3 separate regions of the Homo sapiens genome follow, and regions 1 and 3 are each linked to region 2. Evidence: chromatin contacts called from ENCODE Hi-C or POLR2A ChIA-PET data. All regions are on one chromosome and are shown on one strand. The core of a region is the stretch at or near the end of the contact, and the rest is flanking DNA. Distances in the headings are between cores, read along the strand shown.

Evidence for each region. A loop is a pair of places that touch in the nucleus more often than their neighbours do. ChIA-PET counts read pairs that join two places held with the same protein, here RNA polymerase II (POLR2A). Pooled maps may share reads with other maps.
Region 1: a pooled map shows a loop between it and region 2 (1.9-fold over the local background). The contact joins two enhancer-like sites. A Hi-C loop is called at or near these places in 2 of 50 pooled maps. POLR2A ChIA-PET finds 5 or more read pairs at or near these places in 4 of 52 experiments (BJ, MCF 10A, WTC11 and 1 more).
Region 3: a map of K562 shows a loop between it and region 2 (2.5-fold over the local background). The contact joins two enhancer-like sites. A Hi-C loop is called at or near these places in 1 of 168 maps with a recorded cell type or tissue (K562) and 1 of 50 pooled maps. POLR2A ChIA-PET finds 5 or more read pairs at or near these places in 1 of 52 experiments (activated CD4-positive, alpha-beta T cell).

The regions. Positions count from the first base shown.
Region 1 is chr5:138,666,577-138,670,006 of GRCh38, forward strand. No RefSeq gene overlaps it. Among named protein-coding and RNA genes, the nearest start is that of CTNNA1, 85 kb to the right of the region's middle. RefSeq lists a silencer at 2,168-2,217. Within about 2 kb of position 1,980, at least 4 of the 41 ENCODE cell types and tissues checked have a DNase peak (open chromatin) inside an H3K27ac peak, as active enhancers do.
Region 2 is chr5:138,973,702-138,977,533 of GRCh38, forward strand. The region is part of intron 7 of SIL1 (SIL1 nucleotide exchange factor); the gene reads right to left. It overlaps LOC124901079 (a long non-coding RNA gene), which reads left to right. Exons shown (of 2, transcript XR_007058954.1): 2 at 1-2,238. Among named protein-coding and RNA genes, the nearest start is that of LRRTM2, 100 kb to the left of the region's middle. Within about 2 kb of position 1,555, at least 20 of the 41 ENCODE cell types and tissues checked have a DNase peak (open chromatin) inside an H3K27ac peak, as active enhancers do.
Region 3 is chr5:138,640,704-138,644,300 of GRCh38, forward strand. No RefSeq gene overlaps it. Among named protein-coding and RNA genes, the nearest start is that of HSPA9, 67 kb to the left of the region's middle. RefSeq lists enhancers at 545-1,098, 1,099-1,652, 1,222-1,301, 1,312-1,391. Within about 2 kb of position 1,293, at least 3 of the 41 ENCODE cell types and tissues checked have a DNase peak (open chromatin) inside an H3K27ac peak, as active enhancers do.

The DNA.
Region 1 (3,430 bases), core at 730-3,229, 310 kb before region 2:
GCCTCTGCCTCTGATCTTCTGAAATTCCATGTGGTGTGAGGGGCCTGGGGAAGCCGGGGGAACGCCTGACCCTCTTGGCATCCTGGAGATTGAGAATGGGCTTACTGTCCATGCTTGCCATATCCCAGGAAAAGCCAAGTCCCTCCCTCCTCCCACTTTGGAACTATTAAATTATTCAGTTTCATGGGTTCACTTCTCAACACTGGCCTGGGGTTCCCACCTAGAACCTTTTTTTTTTTCTTGAGATGGAGTCTCGCTCTGTTGCGCAGTCTGGAGTACAACGGCGTGATCTCAGCTCACTGCAGCCACTTAGAACCTTAACAGCCCCTTCTTCCACACCAGCTCACATCTCACCCTAACAGTCCTGAAGGCCCCTAAGGGAGGAATTTGAAGTAGACTCTGGGCTCTGAGGCCTAGGGATCCAGTCACAAGGGTACACCTATCAGTTCAGGTAACTGCTCCATCCTCCCGCTCTCCCCAGCCTGCAGCACCAACTGGGCCCTAGGTTTTCCCAGTGCACACGTCCTGTAATGGAGAGCCACTGTTTTGGCCTGCTCAGTATCCATTTGCCTTGGCATCAGCTTTGGAGATTTGGCTTGGGGCAACTGTTTCAGCTGCTGTAATCTTGGTGGACTGTCAATGAAGGCTACCTCCATTCCCTGGCTAAGGGATTGGCATGTGACCCAAGCTAGGCCAATCAGATGCTCTCTCCTCCTTGAATCCTTTTTTTTTTTTAAATAGAGATGGGGCTGGGCGTGGTGGCTCATGCCTGTAATCCCAGCACTTTGGGAGGCCAAGACAGGAAGATCACCTGAGGTTAGGAGTTTGAGACCAGTCTGGCCAACATGGTGAAACCACATATCTACTAAAAATACAAAAATTAGCCAGGCGTGGTGGCAAGCGCCTGTAATCCCAGCTACTAGGGAGGATGAGGCAGGAGAATTACTTGAGCCTGGGAGGCAGAGGCTGCGGTGAGCAGAGACTGCACTCCAGCCTTGGCAACAAAGTGAGACTCTGGTTAAAAATAAATAAATAAATAAATAAATTAATTAATTAAGTAAGTAAAATAGAGATGGACTTTCGTTCTGTTGCCCAGGCTGATCTCAAATTCCTGGGCTCAAGGGACCCTCTCACCTCAGCCTCCCAAAGTGCTGGCATTACAGACATAAACCACTGTGCCTGGCCACCTCCTTGAATCTGAAATGGAATGACATGAAAATGGGACCCAGTGTAGTGGCTCACACCTGTCATCTCAGCACTTTGGGAGGACTAGGCAGGAGGATTGCTTGAGGCCAAGAGTTCAAGACCAGCCTGGGCAACATAGCAAGACCTGTCTCTATGAAAGAAAGAAAGAAAGAAAGAGAGAGAGAGAGAGAGAGAGAGAGAGAGGAAGGAAGGAAGGAGAGAAAGAAAGAAAGAAAAGAAAGAAAGAGAAAGAAAGAAAGGAGAAAGAGAAGGAAGGAAGGAAAGAAAGAAAGAGAAAGAAAGAAGGAAGGAAGGAAGGAAAGAAAGAAAGAAGGAAGGATGGAATTAATGTATCCCCAAGGCGGCACCATAAAGGGATTGTTCCATAGCCCTTGATTTCAATGTCCTGCTTCCTCCTATTTCTGGGACAGCCTCTTTAGCATTTTCTTTGATTCTGTGAGCCACCCTCATTTCTTTCTAATACGATCATTTTTTGCTTAAGTTAGCTAGAGTTTTTCTGTTGCTGGAAACCAAAGCCTCCTCACCCATACAAATTTCACCTTCTTAGAGGAGCAGAGGGATATGCCCCTGTGGTGGGCTCATATTTGGAGTCTCTGGCAGGGGTTCAAATCTCACCTGGTCCTGGAATGAGAGGAAAGAGAGCCCTGCTGCTAGTGGGTGCTGTCACACCTCGCCTCAGGCCAGTCTTTGTGGCCAGTTTTGCCAGGATCCACTCCCAGCCTAACCTCCAGGTCTCAACACTGAGCCCACAGCCTGAAATAGCTAAGTTTACCCCCATGACTCCCTATCACAAGTGCTACAAATGGCTCAGGCTGGTGTCATGGTTATTTTCCACAAATAGCCATCTCATTCCTGTGCTGTGCCCTTGCTCGTGGTGTTCTGGGACACCTTATCTCAGGGTAAGCTGGGCCCCCCGTGCCCTCTGCCCCGGCCCCTCCCGTGCCTTCAGACCTTAGGCCACATCCTGCCTCTTCTGAACCAACACTTCACTGGGTTCCCTCTGATGTGGGATGGGCAGAGCAAGTGATTTGTGTGGTTGAGCTCTGTTTCCTTTGTAGACTTTAGTCTTTGAGGACTTGACTACAAGCTCCAAGTGCCTTGTTACTTTTCTTGCTTGGACCTCAGTGTCAAGCAGGAGGCTGGGCACACAGTGAATGATCATGTTGATTTCTCCACCCATAGTTTGAAAATTGTTCCCACCCTGTGATTCATATTCTTCATTCATTCATTTACACATTTATCAAGCACCTACTAAGTGTGGGTTCTGCCCTAAGTGCTGGAGGTACACACTGAATAAAACATAGCCGAGGAATTCAGTCTCATGGTGAAGATTTATTGAGAATTAATTGTAGCAGAATGACCTATTGAGGAAATAACCATGTCTAGTTTTTCTCAGCTGCAGGCTCACCTAAAAAGAATGAAAGGCATTTCATCCCTGGGGCGAGGGGCAGGAGAGAACCAGGCTTCATGTCCTTGAAGTGTGGACTTTCTTGACCCCCATGAGGATTGGTGTAGTTCAGAGTAGAAAAGAGAAGCTGCAAGCAGCAGGATACCCAGAAGACAACTTCCAAACAGACGTTTTAAACAAAGATTAGGATTGGAGGCTTAATGCTTCCCAGATTAAAGTGGGATGGTCTCAACTCAGGAGGGTTAGTTGGAACTCTCAAGATCAGAAAGGGAATGAAGGTATGAATTCCATCGATGGCAGAAACCTGCACTCATGAGGATGCATCCTCTGAGATGGGAGGACCTAGGAGGAAGAATATTTGGGTGACCACATGTGTGATAATAATAATAGACAGCATTTAGTGCATACTTACTGTGCGCCAGGAGGCACTGTGTTAAGCATGTTGTACGTATTCACTTATTTCTCACAAGAACCCTGTGAAGTAGGTACTATCATTGTTTCCATTTGACAGATAAGGCAAAGAAAGATTAAGTGAACTTCCTAAGGTTATGGATCCAAGAATCAAACCCAGGCGATCAGATTTCACTGAGGGCCATGTATGCCTATGAGGGCTGAGCACAAAGGGCTATAGTTTTGGGAGCCTTTGTTCTCAAAGGACACCATGACTGAACTTGTCACAGAGGAGGTGGGGCTGCAGCCCCCACCTGCAGATGTGCTTCACAACCAGGCCGGGCATACATATTAGCTGTGGCAACTGGCCACAGCCGATGGCCAGTACTGAAGGACATGGTAATCTTGGTAAGAAGGGGCTTGTAT
Region 2 (3,832 bases), core at 305-2,804:
CCAGAATGCTGGGACTACAAGTGTGAGCCACCGTGTCCAGCCTTGACTAATTTGTTGTTGTGATTGTAGAGACTAAGTCCCACTATGTTGCCCAGGCTGGTCTCAAACTCCAGGCTCAAGTGATCCTCCTGCCTCAGCCTCCCAAAGTTCTAGGACTACAGGCATGAGCCATCACGCCCGGCCCAGATTTTTATATCACATATTTAAAAATATATGTGCAATATAAATTTATATATAAATCTTTACCCATTTACTTTTTATATGAATGGATCACGCTTCTACACATGCTATTTTCAATGTAGAGACCCTACTCTCCAGAAAGAAGAGGCTCCTCAGGTCTCTCCGTGCACCCCTTGATATCAAATTGAGCAGCAAACAGAAGAGAACAGGGGTGGCTGGTCATATTTTAAAAGACTCCAGGATACACTAACATTCCAGAACCAAAAGCTAAATCCAAAGAGCTCCTCAGGAAAGCGTGAACTCGGCTGCAACGGGGTCTCTCTCTACAGGCCAGGGAGAGGGAAGGCAGCCTTTATAAACCGTTCCTCTTGGGCTCTCCTGCCTGTGGCTGTTAGCTTCACCTCCCCCAACTTGCCATCTGAGGGCCTTCATTCTTCACTGTCATGCCTGTCACCACCTCTGTCCTCCCCCTTTGGGCCTGCTCTACAGCCTCCGCACTGCTCTGAAACATCACCACTGGCAGGACTGTGCAACTGAGAACAACAGGAGATGACCTCACGGCCTTTACATTCTAATGCCAGCTCCCAATTACTTGTACTGTTGAATAATTGAAAGAGGAGAATAATCCACTCAGCTGATTTGGGAAGCCAGCCAGGCACACAGATTATCTCAGAGTGAATTATTCACACTAGGGATAATTGGGAGTTGCCCAAACTTCTATTTGTAGTTCAGGCATCACGTGGAAGAACATTCGGTATGGAAAGTATGAAAGCTGGAGAGGGAAGGAGCCCCTGTTTCCGGGCCTGGGTTTCCTTTATGTTGCTTGGGAAGTCAATGCTCCTCTCTCGGTCTCACTCAGAGTCGGTGAGCACAATGATGATGATGATATTAACATTAACAATATTTTAGTGACAGCTCTTGCTGTATTTCCTTACAATGTGCTGTGTTCTGTGCTATGAGCTTCATGTGTATCATCCTACATTATCTCATTTAATCCTCACATGAGTCTGTGAAGCACCACTGTCTTCTTCATCTCTGAGCTGAGGAAGCTGAGGCTTAGGTTAAGTAACTTGCCCAGAGATATACAGCAACAAGCTGTATGTCCATCCATAGACCAGGATCTTACTCAAGAAGTTCTTTTGCCACACACCTCTTACCTCTCCCACTTTTAAGAGTCTTCCTTACACAAGACATAAAACTGTAAAGGATAAAAACACCCCATTTTTAGTATAATACTGTCTACTCTCATCTTGAAATTACTGGATTTCAAGGTAAGAAAAATGGCTCCCTCCTCTGAAGGTTGGCAAGAAGCCTATAGGAAGGGGCTGGTCAGCTGGTCAATCCATTTCGAGAAATCCAGTGTCTGGAAGCACAAGCCACTGGCAGACTTCCAGAAGAGCTCAGCCTTCTCTCATGATCAAAGACTCAAAAATGAAACCACTGTCCTCCCCCTGACACGCCACCACTTCAGCCAAGAGGCAGCTACTGAGCTGGGCAGCTCAGCACCGTGAGGCCAGAGCATGGGGGAAGGGCATAGGCTCAGTGAGCTGCAAGGAACACCTGCCTCAGACAAGGGTCCATGAGGTGACTGACTGTCCCTGCATGTGTGGGGTCTCCTTCCACAGTGCCTAGGACAGAGTCCCCAGATACTAGGTGTGGTGCCAGTCTCCAGCACGGTCACCGGCGATCCCCACCAGCGATCCCAGCCTTTGTGTTGGTGCCTCCCACATTAACTATAGATGATCTATGTGACCAAAAGAATAAAGAGGAAGTGATGATGTCGAATTCTAAGGCTAGGCCACAAAAAGAACTGAAGTTTCCATCTTGCTGTCCTATGTTGTTCACTCTGGGGGAAGCCATGGGGAGACCTGCACAGCCCTGTGGAGAAACTCACAGAGAGAGAAACCGAGGCCTCTCACCAACAACTGGCACCAACCAGCCAGGCGTGTAAACTGGAAGCAGATTCTCATACCCAGTCAACACCCTGCCTACATTTCCAAATTCCTGACCCAAAGAAACAGAAAAATAATAAACTATTACTGTTGTTTTAACCCACTACATCTGAGAATAATTTGTTATACAACAACACATAGCTAATAAACTGGACAAGAGGGAAAAGAGCTGCTTCACAGCATTGTTTCCAGAAGTGTGACGTATCCATAGAAGAACCAAACCTGGTGTCAGGGCCAGAGGCCACCAAAGGCCCTGACTAAGCCCCTAAGGTCTTAGAACACTATATGAGAAAAAACAATGACCTTCACGGCCCAGATATTCCAGCCCTCCAGTCAAGGAAAAGCTTGCAGAAAATATTCACGATGCCCATACCTCTGCCTCCAGTCAGGATGACAATAACAACAATATTAGAAGCTACCATTACTGAATGCTTACTATGTGCCCGGTGCATGCTCAGTATTCTTATATTACCTCTCTTTTTTTTTTTTTTTTTTTTGAGGCGGAGTCTCACTCTGTCACCCAGACTGGAATGCAGTGGCACGATCTCAGCTTACTGCAACCTCTGCCTCCTGGGTTCAAGTGATTCTCCTGCTTCAGCCTCCCAAGTAGCTGGGATTACAGGCACGCGCCACCATACCTGGCTAATTTTTTGTATTTTTAGTAGAGACGGGGTTTTGCCATGTTGGCCAGGCTGGTCTCAAACCCCTGAGCTCAGGAGATCCACCCGCCTCAGCCTCCCAAAGTGCTAGGATTAACAGACTTGAGCCACCACGCAGGCCATTACCTCCCTTATTCTTCATTGCAATCCTCAGAGGAAGCACATAGTAGGGACTCAATAAATATTTGCTAAATGAGTAAATAAACCACCATTAGGAGTTCGTCTCTATAACTGATCTATGTCCTTTTGGTATAATTTCAACTTTCTATATTACGTATTACTTTAACGTTTGAAAAGCTTACACTGAGAATGTATTACTTAAATAGAGGAAACAATATATATGAAATTAAAAAAAAAATTTGTAGGGCAAGCAAAGCTCTAATCATTATGTGCCATCCATCACGTTTCCCAGAGAAGTGCACCTCCATCCTGAGCTGACTCTCTGAGAGCTTCTCACACATCCTGAGCTTCTCACACAGCTTCTCAAGAGCTACCTGGATCCACTAGAAAGCCCATTCACACAGCACCCTGTGTTGCTTGACCCTCCAGATTGTCCTCCAACTCAGAGGAAGGAAGTAGGTATGCTGCTAGCTGGTGGAAGTGGCAGGATTGCTCTACTCGTCTCAGGACCAGGTGCCATGGCCAAAGACAGCCCCAGCAATTGAAAATCAGGCAGACATCACGGTCCTGAGTCTGGACAGCCACAATCTTATGATGAGAGTAGCCACAAACATGGAGAGACATGAAGCTTTCTGACTCTATATCCTAATCTGGGGAACAATAATCTTCCCAGTTATGAAGCACTATCATGGCCATCAGATCTACCACCCAAAATCCTGATGAGAGGAGGTGACTTGAACTAGATACCAGGAAGAGCTTCCTACTATCAGAGATTTAAGATAACAAGGTAGGCAGTGCTGTAGTCTGAAACCATGAAGAGTTCCTTCTCTCCCGCAAAGCAATCAGAGGAATCTTTTTTTTTTCCTCCTTTTTTTCTTTTTGACACTAGGTCTTGCTCTGTCACCCAGGCTGGAGCACAGT
Region 3 (3,597 bases), core at 43-2,542, 330 kb before region 2:
GTCAGTGGCAGTGATGAAAGAGGTGGAGGTGAGGGGAGGAGGGGGTGCTGTTTGATGGAGCAGTGCTGTCGGGGGAAGAGGACTAGCTCCCCTTCCTTCCATTCCCCCATTCTCTCAGCTCAGCACTTCCTGGAGGTAGCATTCTGGGAGGGAGCTGCTTTGAAAGCACAAAGAACTAGTGCTGGAAGGCTGAGGGGTGGGGAGGTGTGAGGAGGAGAAGATAAGTATTCAGGAGGGGGCAGACTGCCCCTCAAGCCCCACACACAGCCAGGCCTTCTCCACAGCCTAAGTATGTGATGTGTGTGTGTATGTGTGTGTGTCCACGCCTACATGTAGTGCGAGCATGGACTTGCAGCTATGAAGTGTTGACAGGGAGAGTGACTAGGGACAATGCAGAAGCTGTTCTCCACCGGGCAGATGGCTCCTCTCAGGTACTTGCTCGGGTCTTCCTCTCTCCACTCCTTCAGTTCTCTCTCCACTCCTTCTCCTTGTTTTGTCTTTCTCCTCCTCAGTTTCTCAGCATCCCCTTTGCTTTCCCCCTCCCTCTCTTCTAGCTGTCATTCAGATGCAGCAAGATGGATTTAAATCAGACTGAAGATCCAATGTGGACTCTATATGGCAAATAAATAAATTAATTAATTTAAAAAAATCAGACTAACGAATAAACTGGGAAAGGGCAGCTGCAGATGGTCCAGGAGAGAGAATCCTGTAGGTTATGGAATGTTAGAACTAAACACCAGAGGAGTCTGCGGGTCTCTTCTGCACCTGTACACAGGAAGCTGGAGGTCCTTTGGGAAACATGTCTCATTGGCTCTGGGGGCAGTTGCTGGGGAGAAGCAGCATCTCCCCTCTTGTGCTTCCCATGGCTGGCTGATCCCCCGACAACACACTCATAGCCCTGAGATAATTGACTGTCTCAGCCCTTTCTTTCTTAGGCTCAGAGGAAGAGCCTGGTCTTTCTACACAGACCATGACTTTTCTCATGAAGCTGGGGACATCTGCAGGCTGGATGGCCTCCAGAGCTCTAGGCATGTGCCCAGAGGCCAGGCTGCCAGGCCCAGGTATGACAGCCTAGGCGTCCTCTCAGGTCGACTGCGCTTTAGACATTCTCCTCCTTGGTCCCTGATCCCCCTTGAGGAAGTCCAGCTCTGATTCAGGCTGTGGCAGTATCGGGGGGCAGCCTAAAGTGAGGACCCTTCTGGTAGGGCCTGCTCCTGCAGCGGCTGTCTTTGGGCATTGTGATTAGAATCTACTTTAATCATTCTTTCTCCCCGCCCCCCACACTGGTTTCAGCCAAACCAGACAGAAGGGGGCGCTCCTGAGTCATCCGAGAAGAGGATTCTGGGCTGATGCCTTAGCCCTGGCTCAGGGAACATCGGAAATTTTGTCTGTTCATCCATCAATCTGAAGGTGACTGGTGCGGTCACCTCGTTCTCTTTCTTCCTTTGCTTTCTTTCTTAAGAGATAGCGTCGGCCTTTCTTAAGAGATAGGGGGTGGTGGCTCACGCCTGTAATCTCAGCACTTTGGGAGGCCAAGGCGGGTGGATCACTGGAGGTCAGGATTTCCAGACCAGCCTGGCCAACGTGGCGAAACCCCGTCTCTACTAAAAGTACAAAATTAGCCAGGCATGATGGCAGGCACCTATAATCCCAGCTACTTGGGATGCTGAGGCTGGATAATCGCTTGAACCTGGCGGGCGGAGGGTGCAGTGAGCTGAGATCACGCCACTTCACTCCAGCCTGGGCGAAAGAGTGAAACTCCATCCCCCCACACCATAAAAAAAAAAGGGATAGTGTCTCACTATGTCATCCAAGCTTGCAGTGGCACGATTATGGCTCACTGCAGCCTCAAACTCCTGGGCTCAAGCCATCCTCTCACCTTAGCCTCCCTAATAACTAGGATTACAAATACGCACCATTACACCTGGTTAATTTTTACATTTTTATTTGTAGAGGTGGGGTCTATGTTGCTTAAGTGGTCTCGAGCTCCTGGTCTTGAGCAATCCTCCTGCCTCAGCCTCCCAAAGTGCTGGGATTACAGGCGTAAGTCACGGCACCCAGCCCCACTCACCTGCAGACTGACAGATGGACAATTTTTTTCTAGCAGGACCAGACAGAGACTTGGAGGAAACACTTTTATGACTTGTCCAGAGACTCCCTGGGCTGGAAGGAATCTGGCCTCTGCCTCTGGGAGATCAGCAAGTGGGGCAAGTCTTTGTCTGGGGCCACGGCCAAGGCTGGCTGGGTCCTAGGCTGGGGACAGTGTAACCCCTGACCATTTGCCAGCCCCCAGTAGCTCACCCTGGTCTGACTGTCTTGGCAGAGCTGAATGTCCCAATTTTCTTCAGAACTTTTTCCCAGGTTAATCTGTGTTGCTATTGCCCATGACCTGCTCACCACCTTCTTCATCATGAAAAAAAAAATGGCTTTCTCTCTTTCTCCCAGATCTCACAGTCCTCTGTGACTCTTCCTGGCCCCATCAGATGGGGATGGGCTGAGCCTAGAGTACTGAGCTGGTCGGCAGGGTGCAGCACATTCCTTACCTGGAGCTGACACTGTTAGGACTTTCTTCCCAGTTGTCTTCTTCGGGCTTCCTCCTCCCCACCCTGTCACCCCAAAGCCTCCCACACTTGGGAGTTTCTCCTTCCAGTAACAGGGCCTGCATGAGCACTGGCTTAGGGGGATGGGGTGGGGGGTACGATGCCTGTATCAGGTTACACAGCCCCAAAAGAAAAGGCTGGCTTTTTGGCTTCTAGCACCTCCAAATTCTCTCTGTCCAAAGGATGAGGAGCAGTCCTGGGTGTGGTGGCTGGTGTGGAGGATGGGACCTCTGGGCTGCCAACAAAGGCATTGCCAGCAGAGCTGAGGGCACAGGCCAAGTCTGGAGTCTGTGGACTTGTACTTGGGACATGCCCAAGTCATCCCTATGTCTACACCCTTCCATCTGACCAAGTCATCTGTTCCCCCAGAGCAAACTTGCCAACCCAAGACCACATGTGGCCCAGGACAGCTTTGAATGCAGCCCGATGCAAATTCATAAATTTTCTTAAAACATGATTTTTTTGCGATTTTTTTTTTTCTCACAGCTATCAGTGTTAGTGGGTTTTTTTGTTTTTTGGGGCGGGGTGGGGATGAAGTCTTGTTCTATTGCTCAGGCTAGAGTGCAGTGGCATGATCTTGGCTCACTGCAACCTCCCCGCCTCCCAGTTCAAGTGATCCTCGTCTCTCAACCTCCCGAGTAGCTGGGATTACAGGCTCGTGCCACCATGTCGGCTAATTTTTGTATTTTTGTAGAGACAGGGTTTCGCCATGTTGGCCAGGCTGGCCTTGAACATCTGACCTCAGGTGATCCACCTGCCTCAGCCTCCCAAAATGTTGGGATTACAGGCATGAGCCACTGCTCCTGGCCCATGTTAGTGTATTTTATGTGTGGCCCAACACAGTTCTTCTTCCAATGTAGCCCAGGGAAACCAAAAGATTAGACACCCCTGCCCTAGAGCCTGGCTCTGTAGAAACTCTCAGGACTTCAGGGGTCTACCTCATCCCACAGGGCCACAGGGTTGCCTTGGGGGTGGTGTGGGGTTGCCCTACCCTTTT